Linked DNA regions of Homo sapiens: region 1 is linked to region 2. A link is a loop called in an ENCODE intact Hi-C map of the cell type or tissue named here. Cell type or tissue: CD4-positive, alpha-beta T cell. All regions are shown on one strand. Links, peaks and the distances in the headings refer to the core of each region. The heading gives the core; the rest is flanking DNA. Region 1 has its middle 26 kb from the start of FZD7. Region 2 holds the start of LOC124906114 (a long non-coding RNA gene).

What was found. A loop is a pair of places that touch in the nucleus more often than their neighbours do. Peaks named below come from ENCODE experiments on the same cell type or tissue, not always from the same donor. Only the 100,000 strongest peaks of a DNase experiment are listed, where the experiment ranks them.
Region 1: a loop joins it to region 2, with 2.5 times the contacts of the local background. A loop is called at or near these places in 2 of 110 quality-filtered maps.

What each region holds. Positions count from the first base shown.
Region 1 is chr2:202,006,032-202,008,948 of GRCh38, forward strand. No RefSeq gene overlaps it. Among named protein-coding and RNA genes, the nearest start is that of FZD7, 26 kb to the right of the region's middle. In CD4-positive, alpha-beta T cell, for the core only: no CTCF peak of the experiment used is centred there; no DNase peak of the experiment used is centred there.
Region 2 is chr2:202,054,993-202,057,909 of GRCh38, forward strand. LOC124906114 (a long non-coding RNA gene) reads right to left here and starts at 353. Exons shown (of 2, transcript XR_007088053.1): 1 at 320-353. In CD4-positive, alpha-beta T cell, for the core only: CTCF peaks have their summits at 1,776 (motif pointing left) and 1,995; no DNase peak of the experiment used is centred there; H3K27me3 peaks cover 888 bases.

The DNA.
Region 1 (2,917 bases), core at 257-2,756, 49 kb before region 2:
ACTAAAGGAACGTAGTCTCATTGATAAACTTTGGGGCAAGTTTTGGGTTTTGTTTTGTTCCTTCTCTCATAGCATAGGAGCTAACTGTCCTCTGATGTAACAAAGATAAATCAGAATCAGGCTCTGGCAAAGGTTTGTATTTGATCAACAAAACACTACACAAAAAAGTAGGTAGTCCGGCATTGCCCTGCTTTCCAAAGCTCTCACTGCTATGGGTTCATCCCTGCTAAAATTGCTTCCTTTCTGCAAACCTCCCGATAATCTTCCTAAAGGAAAAAGCCTTAAACAAATGATCCCTCTGCATAGAATGTTAATTGTCAGGTGACAGGAGTGTCAGTGGGTTCAGCTTCAGAGAAATGCTGAAATCAGGGACACACATGTCCTTTCTAGTGCTATTCAGTTCTCCTTATGTTCCTACACACATCCTTCACCCCGGGGAATCCACAGGTCTGTGCCTCAAGAGCCCCAGAATCACTCACCCCAGCCTGGCTGCAGATTCCACCCCCACAGCCATGGGTATGCCCTGCCTGCACTTCTGCTCTTTCCTCAAAGCCATGTGATGAGACAGAAACCTGAAACATTCCTTGGGTGCTCTTGGTATTTGAATCATTGTTTAAATGGGTTTGACACAGCAAAGTTTAGAAACTTTGTGAAGAGAGAAATAGGTGGCTGGGCAGGGATGGTTCACATCTGTAATCCCGACACTTTAGGAGGCCGAGGTGGAAGGATCACTTGAGGTCAGGAATTCGAGACCAGCCTGTCCAACATGGCAAAACCCCATCTCTACTAAAAATACAAAAATTAGCCAGGCGTGGTGGTGCGTGCCTGGGGTCCCATCTACTTGGGAGGCTGAGGCACAAGAATCACTTGAACTGGGAGCAGGACGTTGCAGTGAGTTGAGACCTCACTGCTGCACTCCAGCCTGGGTGACAGGGTGAGACTCCATCTCAAAAAAAAAAAAAAAAAGAAAAAGAAACAAAAAATAAATAAAGAGAGAAATAGGGAAAAGTGAGAGAAAAGATGGGAACTGTCAAAAAACAGTGATCCTGCGGTATGTCGCAGGAGACTCACAGTAAGCAAATGCTGGCCGCCTGGAGGGCAGGCATGGTGCCAGTTGCATTTGGGTGGCCCCATCAGAGACCCTGACGGCTGTTCGTATTGCTGCCACCCTTCTATCTGGACATTTCTTGTAAGATCTTTCAACACTGCTCTAGATTTGTGTAATTCTAATCTCTGTGGCTATACAGAGAAAAATGAGGTCCAACCAAAATAGGAGCAGGGCTCTCTGGAGAATCTCTTGGATTCTAAGGGAGGTATAGCTCAGGGGTGACCTACTAGAAAGTTTGTCTAAGATCTTTACTGCCCACTGGTGTTGCCAGGGAAACTGGCATGGTGGAAGTCGGCCCATGCTGAGCCTTATTAATAAGTAGCTGAGATTTGCTGTCACACAAAGGCTGAGAGACCACCATGACATGGCAATAGACACAGGGTGAGGGCAAAGCAGGGACATGAAAGAACCACAGTTATATGGACACAGTAAGGAGACAGTTAAGGACACTGGGGTAAGTGTAGAGGGCTGGTTCTTGTTGAGATACAGAAAGAAAAATATCTTCCCTTAAAAAAATCAACACCATATTCTTGCCATAGAGATAAGAAAAGTGGTGATGAACCAGCCCAAAGTAATCTCCAAGGGACCAAGCCTTTTTGGAGATATGACAATCTACAAAGTCGTTGATTTCCCAACATTCTCCCTTCTGTGCCTTACAGTGCAGAGTGATACTGATTTATTAAGCCAAAGTGAACTGAGGTTAATTTAATTTTGAGGATTTCTCAACATGCCTTCAGAGAGTTGGAGACACTCTAGGTTGTTGTGAAACTGAGGCTGGAAGTCCCTGTCATCCCACATATCTAGGTTTAGTGGGACCAACTGATTGGCTCAGGGGGAGAAATAAAGGAAGTACTAAGAAACCTCCTTTTTCAGGTGAAGGTAAATAACAAGAAAAAGGATAAGCATGTTTATTTAATAAATGATTTCATGATCTCTGAAATCCACCCTTCCAGCATGCATCTGTGGGGCTAATCCTGCCTGCTCAGGCCCAGGAGGGGTGAGCCTGCTTGAGCCTCGGGCAGCTGCAGAATCAGACAGCTGAAGAAAGGCCCGGGTACCAGCCTTTAGAGGTAGGTCAAGTGAGTTAGCCACTTTTCCTAAACAAAGAGTGCACACATGCACAAGTACTTGATTAAAAACCATTTTTTTCTTTTTTCTTTTCTTTCTTTTTTTTTTTTTTTGAGACAGAGTCTCACTCTATTGCCCAGGCTGAAGTGCAGTGGCATAATTTCAGCTCACTGCAACCTCTGTCTCCCTGGTTCAAGCGATTCTCATGCCTCAGCCTCCCAGATGGCTGGGATTACAGGTGTACACCACCACGCCCGGCTAATTTTTTCATTTTTAGTAGAGACAGGCTTTCACTATGTAGACCAGGCTGGACTCGAACTCCTGACCTCAGGGGATCTGCCCACCTTAGCCTCCCAAAGTGCTGGGATTTAGGCATAAGCCACTGTGCCTGGCCCTGATTGAAGACAAATTTCTATAAACATTTCCTTCTGAGCAAATTTCAAGGCAATTAGAAAGGCTCCTGTCCTTTCTAAGCCTATATTTTCAGCTTTTCCTTTATTTCTGTGATCTACCCGCATATCTTCATGATAAATGTATTTTTGCTTAAATTAATTAGAATTGGCTTCTGCTGCTTGCAATCGAAGTATTCTAACTGCTACACACACCTTCAGAAAAAGTCCAGGTTGTTAAAATGGAAAACCAAAATAGAAAAATAGGAATTTATTTTTCCTAGCTTTCTCCTGTCGAGAAGGAGAGAGATGAATAGAGACAATTGCACTCACTGGTTTGCTTTGTGAGGTC
Region 2 (2,917 bases), core at 270-2,769:
GAACCCTACCATGTTGGTATAACATGGACAAATCATCACAGTTGCTTCCTCTGAGCAGTCCCCCAGATTACAGTTGATGTGAGGTTAAGTGGCTGATCCAAACTAGACCAAGTTGGGCTTCCCCTGAAAATTACTGGAATTGAAAAGAAGTCAGGCTAGGCACAGTGGCTCACACCTGTATTCCCAGCACATCCTTTGGGAGGATGAGGTGGGAGGATTGCTTGAGGCCAGGAGTTCAAGACCAGCCTGGACAATGTAGTAAAACCCTATCTCTCAAAAAAAAATTTTTTTAATTAGCTGAGCATGGTGGCACACATACCATTGGTCCCAGCTACCCAGGAGGCTGAGATAGGGGGATCACTCGAGCCCAGGAGTTTGAGGCTGCAGTGAGGTCTGATTGCTCCTCTGCATTCCAGCTGGGTGACAGAATGAGACCCTGTTTAAAAAAAAAAAATGAAAAGAAATCAGTCTCTCTTTAGGTCCCCAGGCTGTCAGATGAGTCTGGATGCCATCCATGGCCATCTTATGGGCCTCAGAAATAAGAAGCAGCAATAACACTAATGCCACCCAGGTCCCTGATCCTACTGTTCCTGAGATGCAACTCAGTGTCATCATCAGCATCATCATCAATCATCACTAACCCTTTTTCTCTAATATGGCCTGCATTAAGTTTCTGTCATTTGTAATCAAAAGGGCCCTACTAATAAAATACACTATTTTTTAAAAAACTTCAAAGAATAATTAGACTAAAAAGAAAAAAATGAGACTTTCCTATATGCACTTCTTATTGCCTAAAATGTCTCTTATTCTGGAAACTATCCAATAATGCCAACTTCTAAAAAAAAAGTGGTAATTGGGAAAAGGGTGGGAAATAATAAAGCAGATAAAACGGTAGATTTGGCATCCCCACAAGTATTGTGTGTCCGTCTGGGTCCTCCAAGAAGCGGATGCCAAGACAGGATTAGGTGTGCAAGAGATTTCTTGAGGAAAACACCTGTGAAGGAAGATGAGGAAGGAGCCAGGAGAACCATGAGACTGGGCACAGGTCCGCCTTGGGCATAGGAGAGAGGGAAGGAAGGTTGGATGGAAGTGTCTCAGACTGCTGTGCAGTTCTAAGAAAGTTCCTCAAGGATATCGGGAGTTCTTGAGCCAGTCACCCATCAGAAGAGTCCCATATCTGCAGCATCTCCCAAAATGGAGCCTGGCTACCATAGCATCTGTCATACGCAGTCATTGGCTGGGAGCAGCCTGTGAGAACCTTAGCCTCCAGAAAAATGTGGTGATCAACTCAGAGCATAGCAGCTAGAACCCTCTATCAATTACACTCCTCAAAATTAGAGATCTGAGGGGTGCCTTTTCATGGCCACCACGGGGTGCTGTTCTCTTCGCACGGCCCCATTCAGTACCTGTTTCTTCAACATCCTCCTGAAAGCCACCTACTCCTCTGTCCTGATTTATACCAACCGAAGTGCTCTATCCCTCTCTGAATTCCCAAGGTATTTTCTTGTCCCTCTCTTACACAGCTTCATGCTTTCTATCTTGCATTACTTTCTACTTCATATTGTGTGTGTATATATGCAGCACACTCAGATACAATGAAACCTTGAAGACTATTCTGGAATGGGTCTGAGGTGGGGGTGGAGGCTGCTCACCTCATCTTCTTACTCTGGGCACTGGAATCTTGATCTGAATCCTCAGAGTTTACCTCATTTAGATATCTGCTTTATTCCCTTTATTCTCAGACTCTTATTTGCTCACATTTTAACATTTCTAAAATTGGAGTGCAGCTTATAATTTATGTCAAAAGAAATTTGCCACCTGCTGGCAGGAGAGTGAGTTGAGAAGGAGTTGTTACTGTCTGCCTGTGGGAGAACTTAGCGAGGCATATTTACAATAAGTGAAGCAAATATTTATTGCTGAAGGCATGACTACACTTTCATGTCTTTCAGCGAAACATCAGACAAGCACTTCAGAGGACACAGGAAAAGGACTGCCAGTCTACACTATGGGCACTGTAATTATATACAATAAAAATTGACAGATATCTCAGGAGAAATAGCAGAATTTTTAAAGTTACAGGAGTTTGGTGTGATCGGCTCATTCATTGAAAAGTCACCCTCAGGTTCCAAACATCTTTCAGAAGCTTCTGGGTGACTTTGGGAAGAAGGTTTTACCCTATAGAAAAGAATAATTTAATTAAGGGAAGGACAAAACTATGAGTTTAACCAAACAGGAAATACAAATGAAACCCTGGTGTTCCACAATATGGCTAAAAATTAGACTGCCTAGCCTACATTTGCTAAGGAGGTCAACATCACCAGCCCACGATTGGAAAGTAGAGAATCTCCATGATGCTATGCACAACTGCCAATGGTTACAGATGATTCCCATGATGCTATGCACAACTGCCAATGGTTACAGATGATTCCCATGATGCTATGCACAACTGCCAATAGTTTCAGATGATTCCCATGATGCTATGCACAACTGCCAATGGTTACAGATGATTCCCATGATGCTATGCACAACTGCCAATGGTTACAGATGATTCAGAAGAATCCACAGACTACACCTGAAAGAGGTTTATTATCAAACACTGAATGAGATGCTGAAAAAGAATATATGGATAAATATTATTTTTAGTGTTCATATTTATTATAGTGGTTTTTACCCCCTTAAAACCTGTTATTAAATCAGTAGTGTACCTAAAATACATGGCATCTTGGAATTGAGGAACTAGAGTTAGTATAATAATCAGTGGCATAGTTCTTTAACTTTTGGCTTTAGGTTGATGCCAAAAGGAATTGTTAAGAATGATTAAATCCACACCCTGTAAAGAGAATTCCATACAGTTTACAATATTGAGTTGGCAAAGATCAGTATAGGTAACACAATTCACTCTCCCTCCCTTGCCTAT